Regions from separate parts of the Mus musculus genome. Here region 2 is linked to region 1. The links are chromatin contacts, found by Hi-C or POLR2A ChIA-PET in ENCODE. All regions are on one chromosome and are shown on one strand. Each heading gives the region's core, a stretch centred on a gene start or an enhancer-like site at or near the end of the contact. The rest is flanking DNA. Distances are from core to core; before and after follow the strand shown.

Region 1 (4,650 bases), core at 1,332-3,831:
GATGCCAAGAGGCAGTGTGGGTTGGGGAGGTTGGTTGCGTTTTGCTAGTAGCTGTGGTCCAAGAGGAAATGAAAGATGTAATGTCTACTCTCTACCTCTCTCTCTCACCTCTGTCCTTTCTCTCCTATCTAGTGATAGAGGGTGAAGCTGGGGGAATAAAGGGTAGAAAAAAGAAGAAGCCGAAAAGTAGCAAACACCCACCACAGATCTGTCCTCTGTGTCATTCATGTAGCCCAGGCTAGCCTCAAACTCATTCACTATTTTGCTCCTTCCTCCATGTCCTAAGTGCTGGGGCTATAGGAGTCATCACTCAAACTCCAGCCCATTCTTTAGATGTCAGCAAAACTGTTGCCACAAAGAATGTCTACTCCCTGTCACAGCTCGCTCTCATAGCACATTATACTTGGGATACCTCTGTGATTGCTTTCTGTGGTGAGGCTATAAATCTCATGAGGGTAAAGGCTCCCTTCCTCTCATCTCAGTATCCCGGGTCCTAGCATGCTGCCCGGATACAACAGGTGCTCAATGGATACCTGCTGAAGGAGTTACACACACACACACACACACACTGCCTCGCACTATCGAGTAACAGAGAATATGGGTTTCTTTGTCCAAGGATTAAGGTGTAAACTTCTACACTTCCTACTTTCCTTGAAATCCCTCAGAGGAAAGGGGAGGAGAGAGAAGATGGATTAATTCTCCATAAGATTCCATGGATTCCCAGAGCCACAGCATGGTGTTGGGGATGGGGAAGTGGACTAAGATAATGCTGACTCAAAACCAAAAATAAAATTTTTGAGAGGGAGAAGAGAGAGAGAAAAAAAAAAAAAGAAGGTCAGTGACCTGTGACCTGGAGTGCAACAGAAACAGAGAAAACTGGGTTTTGTTTTACCTTTTTTGTTGTTTGTTTTTCCGAAACAGGATTTCTCTGTGTAACAGTCCTGGCTATCCTGGGAGTTGATTTGTAGACCAGGCTGGCTTCAAACTCACAGAGATCTATCTGCCTCTGCCTCCTGATTTCTGGGATTAAAACCATGTGCTATCACGCCTGGCTTACAGGTGTCTTTTAAATTGCTATCCCAAATTACGTTTTTGGGTTTGTTTGTTTGTTTTTCTTGGGGGGGGGTATACAGCAAGTGTTACAAAAGCAGAAACTGGGGGTTTGGTTACCCCTGAATTACATTCTCTGGGCAGTCAAGCAGATTTACAAAGGCAGATGGCAGCCTTCCTGATCTCCTGGCTACACTTTTCTGTGTCATTAGGAAGCCCAGCAGTTTCTATTATCCTTAAACCAACTTCACTTTCTGAGCAAGTTGAAGCCCAAGGTCACTTTTCCAAGGCAGGTTAGCAAAGCCTGGTAAGAGGAGAGTTTCCGACAAACAAGTGGCTCCAAAGGGCAAAAGACACTTAGATTTCAATGAATTCAGGTGTGTAACTATTTACTTGTCTTCCTAAACTGCTACGCAAAGCTCGTTTGTAGGCTATGTATGTTTAAGTAAGAGTTGGGTCAGAGCCTCTTGGTTTAATTATTTATTTAATATCTCCGAGGACGTTTGTTAGTACACGTATTCTTTTTATATTCTAATCAGTGTAAAGCTTGTCAGTATTTCTTTTACCCTGTATCATCAATGAAGCTCTGGGTGTGATCCACAGTACCACATAAATCAGGCACAGTGGGGCATGCCCGTGGTCCCAGCATCCTCTTCTACATAGAGTTCCAGGCCAGCAAGGGATACACATGACCCTGTCAATAACACCAAGAACAACATATGCCAAAGTAAGGTGCTTAGATAATAAGGGGTTCTCGTTCCCGGAAGAACTGTGCTGGTCCAGCCGGTGCAGGCAGTTTGCCCAGCAAGGCTGAGTCACAAACGGGATCTATCTACACCTTCTGTAGGGAGGAGGAGAGCTGTTCTCTGCCGCTCCTCTCACTGGAGCATGGGATACCAGTTACACACGAAATATATAGGACAAACTAAGCTGGTGCGGAATGAGGTCACTGAGGGATCACACTGCTAGCGGGCTGGAGCACTATCCAAGAATCGCAGGCTCCATCTGAGAGTTTCGAAATCCAGGTCTGCAATTTAATATATTTTCTCATGATGGACATGCTCATTCGAGTTTGAAAAACACTACGATTCTGGATCAGGGGGCTCAGTTGAAGGGCAATGATGGATATGTGGCAAAAGTCAATCAAGGATGAGCCAAAATGGACAGGGGTTGATTTCAGCTAAGATCTCTGAATTTGGGTATAATAACAGGGGAGGGTCTGAAAGCAGCTAAAATCTCAGCCTTTACATTTGAACTGAAGCTCGAACTTAGGGTCTTTACGCATGCTTGGTAAAGCTCTCTACCACTGCTCTCTCTTCCTCAGCCCAAGTTTCCCATTTCTGGCCTTTTTACATTTTGACTAAACCAGTCAGCCAGATCTTTGTCAACCTCGGTTCGATTTGGCTAATTCTATTGCTTAGGTCTAGTCCGGTTGCTAAGGTATGGCGCTTCACGGTTGCTAGGGAAATGGCGTCACCATAGAGGCGGGACAAGGAACCTCTTCGTGCTCCTGATTGGCCGTCGTGTTAGGGACTAGCTTCTCCGTCTCTGAGGGCTCGAGAGCTGATAGAGACTCTCAGCTGCTCCCAGGCTGCCCTTCCAGGCCTCAACATCATACACAATGCAACAACTGTGACTTAGGCCGTCCTGCTATGCTCCTTGGTCTCTCAGGTACTTTTTGACCCGGTCAAGTGCCCATAGTTGGGGCGACTACCCGAACCATGGGGAATTACAGAATTTATAGTTCTAAACTAGACCTGGGTGGATTCTAGCTTGGGAAGGGGGGAAAAAAAGGAGAAACTTTTAGCACTACGAGGAGTCTTAACTAGGAATTCTGGAATTTACATGGTTTCGGTTTTTTGTTTGTTTGTTTGTTTGTTTTTTTCACCTGCTCAGGTCTGAACTACACTTGACCCATCACTTTCCAGACTAAACTGTTCTTTCCTTTATCTGTTGTGGAAGGGATCAGGAGATCCAATGGAGACCTCACCTATCAGCCCAATGAACGAGAAGAACACCGCTCAGCCGCAGCAGCGGGAAGAGAACGCCCAGCAAATCTTAAATACAGCCATTCCGTTTAGGCAGCGGTCCCCAGGTCTTCTCCCTGAAGCCCTGAAGGTGGGAGTGAGACCGGATCCAGCCAATCAAATTGTAGAGACTCAAGAGATTGAACATCCCGTGGCTGGATTTGAAGGTGACTCTGATCAATTTCAAGTCTCAACCAATGAGATGGCAGAGCACCTCCAAGCTTCTGATCTTTGGTACTGTCCTGATGGGAGTTTTGTAAAGAAGATCATAGTCCCTGGCCATGGCTTAGACAAACCCAAGCTAGGCTCCAAATGCCAAGTGTTGGCTTTGGGATTTCCTTTTGGATCTGGGATGCCAGAGGGCTGGACAGAACTAACCATAGGCATAGGACAATGGAGGGAAAAAATGTGGGGGGAACTCATGGAAAAATGCCTGGAGTCTATGCGTCAAGGTGAGGAGGCAAAGATTCACCTTCCTGGATCCTCTGCACCTCTTGCTAAACTCAGACTGGATTCCTTCACCAATGGCCGGGACTCCTGGGAGATGGAGGCTATGGAGAAGGAGGCTCTGGCCAAAGAAGAACACAGAAGGGGTACAGAACTGTTTCGAGCTGGGAACCCTCAAGGGGCTGCCCGATGCTATGGACGGGCTCTCCGACTGCTGCTGACGTTGCCCCCACCCGGCCCTCCCGAACGAACTACCCTTTATGCCAATCTGGCTGCCTGCCAGTTGCTGCTAGGACACCCCCAGTTGGCAGCCCAGAGCTGTGACCGAGTGCTGGAGCGGGAGCCGGGCCATTTAAAGGCCTTATACCGAAGGGGGGTTGCTCGGGCTGCCCTCGGGGACTTGGAAAAAGCCACTGCTGATTTCAAGAAAGTGCTAGCAGTAGATCCCAAAAACCGTGCAGCGAAAGAGGAGCTGGGGAAGGTGGTCATTCAGGGAAGGAAACAGGATGCAGGGCTGGCTCGGGGACTGCGCAAGATGTTTAGCTGATTAAAGGAGACAGGAACCCGCGAACTGTGGTCTGTGTTGTGGAATTTTCAAGGGCCCCGAAGGAAGTTGTTTGAACTCGTATCTCGTTCTGACCTACAGGGAGTTAGCGACGGTGTCAGTGAGCCACTTGGTGGAGGGAGTCCCGGGAAGCGTATCCACCTCCGAGGATAGGAGAGGTTGTCTATTTGGGACTGGCTGTGGCAAACGCCAGAACTTCCGGATGTCAGGGAGTTGCATCCCAGGGAGGTGGAGTTACAAGTGGTTGCGTGTCGCCAGGTGTGGGTGCTGAGAATGTAATCCAGACCCTTATAAGAGCAACAAGCACTTTCCTTTTGGGTGGGAGGGTTTGAGACAGGGCTTCTCTGTGTAACAACCCTGGCCGTCCTGGAGCACACTTTGTAGACCAGGCTGAGATCCGCCTGCCTCTGCCTCCTGAGTGCTGGGATTAAAGGCGTGCACCACTACCGCCTAGTCGCAATAAGCAATATTAAACTGCTGAGCCATCTCTTATCCTAAATGCTGGAACTTTGCTCATTCGTTTATTCATTAATAATTCATTCATTATGCGTGTGCCTTCAT
Region 2 (4,732 bases), core at 956-3,455, 37 kb after region 1:
GAAGAGCCTGGTTTCTGAGACTGGGGGTCCTTTCCTTGGGCACCCAGGCTGGAGGGTCAGAGATATCTGTGGCGATCCCAGAACACCTGCTACAGCCTTGCTCTCTTCTAAAGTCAACAGGGAAACAGCCTTTAGGTTCTCAGAGTCCTATAGGAAGCTTGAAGGTTAGACTGTGGGAAGGACCGCCTCCTGGGAAGGAAGCAGTAGACAGAAGATGCTGTGATCCACCCAGGGGACGGCAGGTCTTATCCTAATTTAGTTACTAAGTGGACAGCTTGATGTGGGTACTAGAGTAAGTCATAGGTCATGGTCCTGCTGATTTTTGGACTGGGGTTGTCTGGGGTTGGGTCTCAGAGCGATCATTTCCTACCAACACTCAAGGTTTCTTAACAGACACTCAGATGGATCTTTCTTTGCTTTTCCTGGGACATGGCGACACCCTCGGCGTAGCTCACGTTTTCATCCCCCTTTTCTGTTCTCTCCATCAGATACACGCCCCACCTGCTGGCTTTTTTTTTTTCTTTCTAGGGTACCAACAGTGGCAGGCTTGGAAGGCAAAGGAGTGGGTGGGGCTTGGGGACGCTAATTTCTCTTTTTAGGTGGGACTGGGGCTCAGAGAAGAAGCCTCATCCCCAGTTGGGGGAGCAGAGCGGTGCGGTGGGGGAACCTGACACTGACCCACTGTCCCCTCCCCCTTTCTCGCTTGGCAGCACCAGGCCACTACAGTTACCCGGAGGTGCGCCCCCCAGCCCCGCCCCCCAACCCCCGTCCCCGGCCTCGATGGCCCTCCCGGCCCTTGCCGTCCCCAGAGACGGACGAGAAGGAGTGGCATCTCCGGCCGAGACTGCCCCAGCCCCCTCGACGGCCGTGGGGTAACCTGACGACTGAACTGAGCCGCTTCCGCGGCACAGTACAGGACCTGGAGCATCACTTGCGAACCCACGGCTATCCACTGCGCGCCAACCAGACTTACGCATCGGTGGCGCGCTACATCCATGAGTTCTTGAAGCGTCATCAAACAGCGGGTGCCCCAGCATCCCAGCCACGTCACCCTCACCCCACCACTAGTCCCACCCAGAACACCAGGAAGCGGGACTCGGAGCAGGGTGCTGTGGGCCCAGCATCCGATGGTGCACACCCGGTGACTACAGCGCGCCACCCGAAACCGGAGGTGCTGGGCAGTGCAGCCGACGGCTCACTGATTGTGTCCCTGGACGGGCTCCGTGGTCAGTTCGAGCGCGTGGTGTTGCGCTGGCGGCCACTGCTACCAGCCAAGGGCCCCAGCGGGGAGCTGACTGTGGATGGTTCTGAACGCACTGTCCGCTTGCCGAACCTCAGGCCCGGGACTACTTACCACGTGGAGGTCCATGGGGTACGGGCAGGACAGACTTCCAAGTCCTACGCCTTCATCACCACCACCACCACCACCACCACAGGTAGTGTGGGCTGGGGCCCTGGACTGCCCACCCCCTGTCTAGTGTCACCTGCCTTCAGGATTGTACTTGCTTATTCCTGCTACCTCACTGCTTAGGCCTCCGCCCCTCACCATGCCCCCCCTCCCCCACCCCCCAGTCTACCTGGCCCAGGCTGCAGGATACTTCCACAGACAGCTGCTCTCCACTGTCACAAAAACCTACCCCATCCCAGGGTCCTGGCATCCTCCTGAGGATAATCAAAGCCAAATAGACCCAGTTTGTGGAGTTCCCTGGCTCACACGTGGGTTCCCAAGCTCTTTGGCAGCGCCTGCTATTGCCAGGCAAGTTCAACATCTTGACATAGCGACACAATATTGTCTGCAAAATTCATACTCAAGTACCTTGCACTTGAGTTTGTTTTTTTTTTTTTTTCCCTAATTGGGAAAGGGGAAAGAAAAACAAAACAACCTAAAACCACAAAAAGCACCATCTCACAATGTTTAGAGCAAGTTAGAGTTTTGTGTAAGGCTGCACTCAGAGCTGACCCGCAGTTAGGAAGCTTCCCGTGCACACAACAGAAGGCCTCGCGGTGGCGTGTGCCGTTTCAGTGGATGGGGTTGAAACCAGAGATTCCCACTCTGACTCACTGCGGCGAGGGTGCCTGATGCCTGTGGTCTGTGGTTATTTCTCACAAGTTGGCTTTGACCTTGACGGGATGCAGCAGAACGGCTTGAGGGGTGGCCTTGAAAGCCATCGGGGCCGCGTGTGAATGGTGGGAGGTGAAACCACGGGGTTTCCTGAACCGCTTTCCCAGACTTGGCTCCCCCTCCAGCTGGTTTCTCCCACAGGACTGATGCCTGGCCCAGGGACAGGGTGCTTTGTGGCTGCAGGGTCGGGGTGGACCTGTTCTTCCTCCTTAGGGCCCAGATGCCACAGGAATTGGACCTCCGTCCACCCTCGCACCCTGTTTGCGCTCCACCCTTTCCTTCCTAACAACACAACCCCTCCTTTCTTGCAGGCTCTCACTACAACACTAATGGAAGGTGGAGAGACACCAGTGGGGGTGGGGGTGGGGGTGGCGGCACGGACATTTGGAGCTTGAGGTCGGGGAAGCCTCTAGTAGGGAGGGAATAGCAGGTTTTATCTGTCACTGCCTGGCTGCTCCGGAATGAGCTCCACGGGGAGGACTCCATTTGGAGGACTCGGCCAAATATGGGAGAAGAAGGCTGAGGAGCAGCTTGGGAGAGGGGAGGGAAGCCTTCTAGCTCTCAGAGGCTGGGGGGCACACTTGGGGACTCCGGGTGCCCTTCCTAATCTCATGCTCCACTCTCCTGTTTTTTGTTTTGTTTTGTTTTGTTTTTTTCCTTACCCGCTCTGCTCCTTCCCAGGGTCCTTACCCTCTGGCCTCTTGGAGGCTACTGATGAGCCTCCTCCCTCGGGCCCCTCTACAACCCAAGGGGCCCAGGCCCCTATCCTGATCCTGGAGCACCACCCGCTGGGAGAGTTGAAGGTGCTGGGCAGAGACAAGGCAGGGCGCCTCAGTGTGGCCTGGACTGCCCAGCCTGACAGCTTTGCCCACTTCCAGCTGCGTATGCAGGTGGCCGAGGGGCCCTGGGCTCACGAAGAACTGCTACCAGGAGACGTCCAGCAGGCTCTGGTGCCCCCACCCCCTCCCGGAGCCCCCTACAAGCTATTCCTCCATGGGATCACCCCTGGGGGCAAGATCTCTGTTCCTATCACCTACCAAGGCATTATGGGTACATTCTGGACTGTGCTTGGAGCTGTGCCCTGAGACTGGGGGAGGAGCTGGGGCCATCTCAGGACTCTAGAGGTAGGCTAGGACTTAAGGGGCCTCGAAGGGCAGGCCTGACTGAAAGATAAGAGAAAGCAAAGGAAAAAGAAAAAAGTGAGAGTTCAGAGGGAAGGCAGACAGAGGAGGCATTGGAGAAGACAGTGCCACGGAGAGGAGTCTGAGGTGGCATAGTGACCCATCCAGGAGAGTCTATGTGTGCCTCACTTCCTGGTTGTCCCTCTACTCTGCCCTGGGCTGTAGAGTCCTAGGTAGATAAAGCTCTGTTCCCAGCATGGGACCCTCAGATATATTTTCTCCTAGGGACCATACCTGTGGTTGCATTAGTCAGTTTTGTTGTTGTTGTTGTTGTTGTTGTTGTTTTTTGTTTTTTTGTCACCTGGGGATAAAGTCTTAGTGTGTGTGTGTGTGTGTGTGTGTGTGTGTGTGTGTGTGTGTGTGTGGTGTGTGACGAGGGTACCCACTGCCATCAAGACTTTAGAAAAGGGTAGGAAAGGACAAGGCTTGGGATATCTAGCCATCACATCCGCCTTGGCTCTCTCTCTTTCTCTCTCTGGGACTAGGATCATTGACTCTTGGCCCAATTCTAGAACAAGTTGACCACTGGGAGAGGGTAGCAAGGGAGAGAGCAACTCAGGAGGCTAGGGAACCTGAAGACCACTCTGTAGCAGCAGTGGGGAGGCTGGGAACTCTCAAGCAGTACCACAGGGGACTCAAGACTCTCCTTAAAGTCTAAGGGTACGGGGTGGGGGGAGAGGGTAGGGACACGAAGAGAGGACGGAGACTTAGAGAAATGTCTCATTCCCAGGAGGGGCACAGATAGGATGAATGAGGCAGAGCAGAGGGTAGAGACAGGGTGAAGGGGAGTGGTTGACCCAGCATGCTTTGCTTTCGTCCCCAAACCTCAGACAGGGCTCAGGAACAGCCTGGGAAGCCATCAGTCCAGCCACGCCTGGGTGAACTGACAGTGACAGGCCTGACCTCTGATTCCCTGCTCCTGCACTGGACTGTCCCAGAGGGGGAGTTTGACTCCTTCCTGATCCAGTACAAGGACAAAGACGGGCCCCAGGCGATATCCGTGGAGGGACCCCAGCGTTCTACACCCATCTCAGGCTTGGAACCAGGACGCAAGTACAAATTTATCCTGTATGGACTCATCGGCAAGAAGAGGCATGGCCCACTTATGGCTGAAGCCAAGATCTGTGAGTGACAGCAGGCACCCCTGCCCCACACTCTGTACAGTGCTGAAGCAGGGTGCCCCAGGGAGATTGTCTGTGGCCCGTGGCAGCTGTGTTAAATCCCGAAGGGAAAGCAGTGGGCGGCTCAGAGGCGAGGGTGTAGGTGAGGCAGAGCAGTGGTCCCCAGAGAATGCACAGCTCTCTTTTGGCTAGAGAGCAGAACGACGTGTGGAGCACTGAAAGGCCCAGTCTCGGGGTTCTGTGTGAGCTGGCCTCGACCTGATTTGGGAATCCCAAGGAACCTCTGAGAGCCTTTAAGTGCAATTGTG

What was found. A loop is a pair of places that touch in the nucleus more often than their neighbours do. ChIA-PET counts read pairs that join two places held with the same protein, here RNA polymerase II (POLR2A).
Region 2: POLR2A ChIA-PET joins it to region 1 with 19 read pairs in Patski. The contact joins the enhancer-like site here to the promoter of Fkbpl in region 1. A Hi-C loop is called at or near these places in 4 of 37 maps with a recorded cell type or tissue (adrenal gland and heart). POLR2A ChIA-PET finds 5 or more read pairs at or near these places in 2 of 5 experiments (Patski and embryonic stem cell).

The regions. Positions count from the first base shown.
Region 1 is chr17:34,642,233-34,646,882 of GRCm38, forward strand. It overlaps Fkbpl (FK506 binding protein-like), which reads left to right and starts at 2,582. Exons shown (of 2, transcript NM_019873.3): 1 at 2,582-2,721; 2 at 3,013-4,585. The coding sequence starts at 3,028. The coding sequence ends at 4,071.
Region 2 is chr17:34,679,151-34,683,882 of GRCm38, forward strand. It overlaps Tnxb (tenascin XB), which reads left to right. Exons shown (of 33, transcript NM_031176.2): 6 at 4,134-4,427. Among named protein-coding and RNA genes, the nearest start is that of Gm24389, 6.3 kb to the right of the region's middle. Within about 2 kb of position 2,206, at least 1 of the 3 ENCODE cell types and tissues checked has a DNase peak (open chromatin) inside an H3K27ac peak, as active enhancers do; it is heart, where a contact is called at or near this core.